Linked DNA regions of Mus musculus: region 2 is linked to region 1. The links are chromatin loops, found by intact Hi-C in ENCODE. Cell type or tissue: heart. All regions are shown on one strand. Links, peaks and the distances in the headings refer to the core of each region. The heading gives the core; the rest is flanking DNA. Region 1 holds the start of Smim15 (small integral membrane protein 15). Region 2 has its middle 11 kb from the start of Gm32186.

The links. Hi-C counts contacts between places; a loop is a spot of excess contacts. Peaks named below come from ENCODE experiments on the same cell type or tissue, not always from the same donor. Only the 100,000 strongest peaks of a DNase experiment are listed, where the experiment ranks them.
Region 2: a loop joins it to region 1, with 7 times the contacts of the local background. A loop is called at or near these places in 3 of 42 quality-filtered maps.

What each region holds. Positions count from the first base shown.
Region 1 is chr13:108,042,701-108,045,607 of GRCm38, forward strand. It overlaps Smim15 (small integral membrane protein 15), which reads left to right and starts at 1,774. Exons shown (of 3, transcript NM_001048250.2): 1 at 1,774-1,786. It overlaps Gm41055 (a long non-coding RNA gene), which reads right to left and starts at 1,771. Exons shown (of 5, transcript XR_003950673.1): 1 at 1,506-1,771. In heart, for the core only: a CTCF peak has its summit at 1,293; DNase peaks (open chromatin) are centred at 951 and 1,741; H3K4me3 peaks cover 2,500 bases; H3K27ac peaks cover 1,762 bases.
Region 2 is chr13:107,673,712-107,676,618 of GRCm38, forward strand. No RefSeq gene overlaps it. Among named protein-coding and RNA genes, the nearest start is that of Gm32186, 11 kb to the left of the region's middle. In heart, for the core only: a CTCF peak has its summit at 1,514 (motif pointing right); no DNase peak of the experiment used is centred there; H3K27ac peaks cover 588 bases.

The sequences.
Region 1 (2,907 bases), core at 292-2,791:
GAGAGTGGACCACAATGACCCAGAGCTCAGGTAGAGTCTGGGCTACATAGCAAGAGTCTTTCAAACAAACCCGTGACTACTCCCTCTCCCAGAAAGGATAAAGAGCTAGGGGACTGGCCAGATACACTAATTTACTGATCTGAAGGGGCCCGAATGATCAGAGGTCAACTAGAATGCCCTCTAGATATACGGGAGGAAAAGGCTCAGAGAGAATGAGTGCTGTAGGGGCATCAGTACAGAGACTAGAAAGCTGACCTCGCCATGGAACAGTCAGCCCATGGTTTGGGAGCCTATCTTACTTATCATCTTTGGTTAAGGTAATGCAGGCCCCAGTAAGGCTGTCCTCCATGGCAACCTCTATGCTGTTCTTGGGCTTGCACAGGCCTGCCTAATACACCAGAAGAGAGAGCCCTAAAATCTGAGTGTGAAGGCTAGGTCTCCAATAGCCAAAGAAGCTTGCTGCTTTCTTTCTCTCCGTTGTAAGTGTGTGTACTGTGCACGATTAGGCTGGTGCACCCCCTCCTCAGTTCCTTCCTTACGGTACTGCTTCCTTTTATTCCCAAGACTTGCGGGGACCCTGGGTCCTTTAGAGATAAAACAGAGCAACACACTGGGAGGCAGAACTTGTGAGGAACCATCTACTGAAGTGAACATGTCACGGATACAAGCCGGTTATGGATACAAGCCGGTTATGGGTACGCTTGTTTGTACAGGTTTTAAGCAATCCTTCAGGCTTTCACACAAGAATAAGAAAACCACGGCTGCCATTACAATATGCAGCCATTAGCATATACCCGGGTAGCAGTATTTTAGATCCTTAGATTAGCTGCCAAAGTCTGCTCCTTGGTAAATAATGGTTACTGTTGTTATACTCTAACTACTCATACATGTCTCGGCTTGCTCCTCAAAGGGAACGCTCACAGTCTCTCAGGAATAAAAACTTGCTTTATTTGGCACACAACAGCGAGGAGGTCTTGCAACATTCGCCAGAGGCAGTCAAACAGAGCAAGTAGTTCAGGCAAGCAATCACAAAATTTGAGCACCAACCAAACCAGAGCTAATCTTTCCGTCCCTGTAGATTAGGAGACCCATTTAACGCACCCCTTTCTGCTTGTTGACTTTTTGAAGTCCTTTATTTATGTATTGCGATCTCTATGCCCTGACAGTTTAATTATTGACAGTTTACTTTGGGGCAAGTATCGACCATTCCTTTGTGAAGTAAGTTAGGCTCTTAAATGAAAAACAAACAACGGAACCTCTTTCCCACAGCGTGGCAGCATTTCCCCCTGCTACCAAGGTTCACTGGACACATCCCAGCCGGGCTGCTGCTTGGCCAAATCTTTAAATATTTAACTATTGTTCAACTCTACAGCATGAGTGAGGGGCGAGTTAGGGAACACGCCAGTCCTTCCACGGCCTCGAGAAGGCTCTAAGGAGACTGCGGGGTCCCCCTCGTGTCTAGCTGCGGCTCTCTGGGCTGAGAGTCCCCTGGACGAACTCCTCACCCACTCCGTCTCCTCGCCGGCGTCCCACGCAGGACGCGAGGCCACGATGCCCCACCTGCAGCGCACACGAAGCGGCGCGCGGCAGCATCCCCGACCGCGGACACGAAGCCTCCGCGCCTCGCCTCGCCTCGCCGCGCCGCCCCTCCCCGCCCTCCCGCTATGGCTCTAGACATTGCGCCGCCGGAAACCCGCCCGCCACTTCCTCATCCCGCCCCGCCCCGCCCCGCCTTCGGGCGGGACCTGAGCGGAGCGGCTTCCGCTTTCCACTTTCCTGCCTGGCGGTGAGTGGGAATGGGAGCGGGGATCCCCTAGGGCTGCGGTGGCTTGCTGTAGCCTAAGCTGAGCGTGTGGCCGGGCTCTCCCGGCTCTCTGAGCTCCTGACCGCGGGTCCTGCCCGGCTTCGCTCGGCGGGGCGGCGTCCTTAGCCGGTGAGGCCGACTGATGGCCGTGGACATGGCCCGGGGCAAGGAGAATGCTAAGCGGGGAAAGTTAGGAGAGAAGCTGTAAGTCTAGAGACGCCTGGTGCAGCTCCGGGTCCCCTAGGCTTTGTGAGGTGAAGGAATGTGCCTGAAAGTAAGGCGAGGATGTTTTGGTGCGAGACTGAGGTGCTCTCGAGATGTGTGGCCTGTGGACCGTAACTTTGCCATAGCCTAGTCATCAAGTCGCGCTAGTCTTATTTGCAAAGTTGGGCGGATTTCGCAGACTTGTATTTAGTTCGTTACTGGACTCGAGAAAGATCGATCTTTCTTGGACCTTCCTGCAAACTGGTTACAACTGGGCGAGGGCGTAGCGACAAGGGACTGGATGGTTAACGTCTCCAGAAAGTTTAATGTGCTGAAAGTAGGGGCATGGTTTCTGATACAAATACGGAGATAGCATGGGGACATGGAAGTTAAATCCAGTGATAGTTTTCTTGATGTGACGGGTTGTGGGTACCATAATTATTTTGGTAATTCTTTATTTTCTTGTAAGGTACATTAATTGAACTACAGACCACAAAACCTTTAAAGAGCAAAGCATAGTGTTTGACTTTGTAACGATGTACCCAATCCAACGAATAAATGAGGATTCTTAAGTACAAGCAGTTTAAATTCTTGGTTGGTCAGCGGTGGAGCATCTGTCTACTGTGCTCTACTAGGCTTTGGGTTGGATCCCCAACAGTAGACGCAAAGATTAAAAATCTTTATGGGTATGGTACCTGTAACATGTCAGCCAGCCAGCTTGATTTTTTTTATGTTAGTGAAAGTCATTATTATTCAGACAAAACTTTAGTACTCAAATAATTTACGTAGAATACTTGGCTTCTACGAATTAGAACTCTTATTTTGGGACATTTGCAGTTGTAATTTAGGGAGAAATAGGTGTTAAGAGGCTATACTATTATAGAAAGATGTTTTTACTT
Region 2 (2,907 bases), core at 214-2,713, 370 kb before region 1:
TCCTTGTCATGGCAGCTTCCTGAGGACAAAACCACGGAGGTGATTTGAGAGATGAGCCCAGGAAGATGAAAACATGAGCCAAGGTAGCAAAAGGACATTCTCTAAGGAGTTCAGCAGACCTGTGAAAGGAAGACCTGGGACAAAAGGGGATGGGGTTTTAGCCACCAGCTTCTACCTGTCTGCGGATGAAGGCAGCAATTGAGCAGGGATGAAGGATTCTCCTTCTTGGCAGCTGTGGGCTGACCCCAGCACTGGCAGAGTAGACTCTGCCTCCAGAAAAGGTCCTGAAAGAGTTAAAGCTGGAAGCCAAAGGGTCAGATACAAAAACCCGGAGCAAGCAGGCAGGGTGGGTGTTAACATTCCTTCTAGACTCCGCCCCACAGTTACCTGGCAACAACCAGGTATGCCTGACTGAATAAAAGGAGCTGTTTGCCCCCTCCTCACTCTCCTACTCTTCCACTCTCTCACTCTCTCTGTCCCTTCACTCCCCATTCCCTACCCATCTCTCTCTCTCTCCACCTGTTCATGGCAGACTCTCCTCCTCTACTCTCTCCCCCCCCCACACACACACACCCTTTCTCTGTCTCTACTTCCTCAACTCCCCTCCCCATGTCCTAAATAAATTCTATCCCATACTATATCCATCGTATGGCTGGTCCCTCAGAGGGAAGGGATGTCTCAGCACAGGCCCACAGAGGCACCCTCTTTCTACCTCACTATACTGTGCCTCTACCAAACACATCCCTGGCTTCCCTTTCTTTTTTATAAAACACAAAAGTGGAGAGTATCGATGTACTTGTACTTAGGTCACCATCTGTTGCAGCACAGAGCATCACTAGTTCTAGCTGGAGACACCATCATCACCGTCAATCACAGATGCAGCATCACTGCACCAGCAGCAGTCTGCATGGAGGAGCAGTCCAGCATGCTCTCCATTACCTGTGGTGTGTATCTGTCTGTTTGGTTTGGTTTGGTTTTCTCACCAAAGACCTCTTTACATGGAGGTGAAGGGGTATCTAGATGGCCCAGTTTCTCAGACATTCGCACAAGCCCACCTCAGGGAACTCCACACATCTGCTAGACCCTCTCTGCAGCAGAGGTGCCAGGGCAACCGGGACTCAGGGTCCCTTCAAGAGTCACCTGTCAGCTGGGCGTGGTGGCACACGCCTTTAAAGCCAGCACTCGGGAGGCAGAGGCAGGCGGATTTCTGAGTTCGAGGCCAGCCTGGTCTACAAAGTGAGTTCCAGGACCAGGACAGCCAGAGCTATATAGAGAAACCCTGTCTGGGGGGGGGGGGGGGGAGTCACCTGTCATCAGACTCCCTCAGCAAGAACAGAGAAGAGCATGGTGAGCAGGCAGCAGGCTGGTTAGAGAAGTCAAGACACAAAGCAAAAAGTAACAATGCAGAAGCAAACCTTTTTGCTTTTCCTTTTAATTTTCCAGTCATTTCTTTTTCTTTTTTTAAAAGATGTATTTATTATTGTATATAAGTACACTGTAGCTGTCTTCAGATGCACCAGAAGGGGGCATCAGATCTCATGACGGGTGGTTGAGAGCCACCATGTGGTTGCAGGAATTTGAACTCAGGACCTTGGGATTTGAACTCGGGACCTTTGGAAGAACAATTTGTGCTTTTACCTGCTGAGCCATCTCACCAGCCCTCCAGTCTTATTTCTTAAGGCCTGTGTGGATATTGAAGGATATTGAAGGATATTGAAGACTGACTTATTAATAACCAACTGGTTAGAATAAGTAATGCTTTCTTCAAGAGTTTGTCCTGAGAGCCTCACTCTGGTGGTACAAACACCCCCTGTCAAGGAGAAGGCTAGGGGATCAGGTGAGTAATTGATCTGCTGGTGTCTTGCTGTGGATCAGGAGTTGGGAAGGGGGAGGCATGTGGATTTGGGCTGTTTCTCCCAGTCTGCCTGCATGCTACCATGCCTGAGTTCCAGGCTATGTGTCCTACATGCTTTTTGTGAACACTTTCCTAAACTGATGACAGCGGCCATTTGAAATAGGAAGAAACAGAGGCGCCGAAAGTGCAGAAGCTAATGAATAGAAAAGCGGAGCCCTGTGGCCCAACATTTTCAAACATGGTGTCCAGGTCACTGTCGGGTTCACTTCATCCAGCCAGGAGATTGCTCGTTTCTCCTCTAGTCAGTCCCATCCTGCCTGCTGCTCCTCCTCCCCGCCCCGACCCCCCAAGGCTGAGCCATCATGTCTGGGACAGTCTTTCAAGACTCCCCTCTTCTCCCACGGTTCTCTCTCCATAAGCCAGATCTGGGTCTGAAATACGGGCATTCTGTCCCATAGCCCTAGGAACTGCATATACTGCACAAAAATGCTCAGCGTCCAAGAGATAAAGGCAAACCCCTTTTCAGGGCAGAAAGAGGCATTTGCAGGGATTCTGTTGAGAAAGGTCCCCTCTCTCACCCGCAAATGCGTCTATTTCACTGACGCTGTGGCAAGAGCAGAGTGAAACAGGCCACGGAAGGCGGATGCCAAGTTCAAGTTACGACCTCCGAAGGGCTTCCAATAAATGTTCTCTTTCTTTGTCTTCCTGGAGGAAAGCCAGGGCATGAGGAAGGTTAACTGATCTTCCACTTCCAGGAGAAACAGAAGCAGTTTTGCTGATGTCATGGGAAGTGGGTCCTCACTGGGAAAGGATGCTGCCTGGTCCAGGGATGCAGCCCTCCAGACCAGGGCTTGCTAAGCTCAGGCTTCCCGCTGGTCACTGCAGTGCTGACTTGGCAGGGAAGTGGGAAGGGGAAGACTCTCTGCTGGGCCCTCACATCCTCAGCCTACACTAGCACCTCCTGGGACTCCAGCTTTGGACTGAACATGAACCCTGTAGTTTGTGAGTTTGTTTGCTTTGGGCAAATAATCACTTCCTGTTTCTTAGAAGTC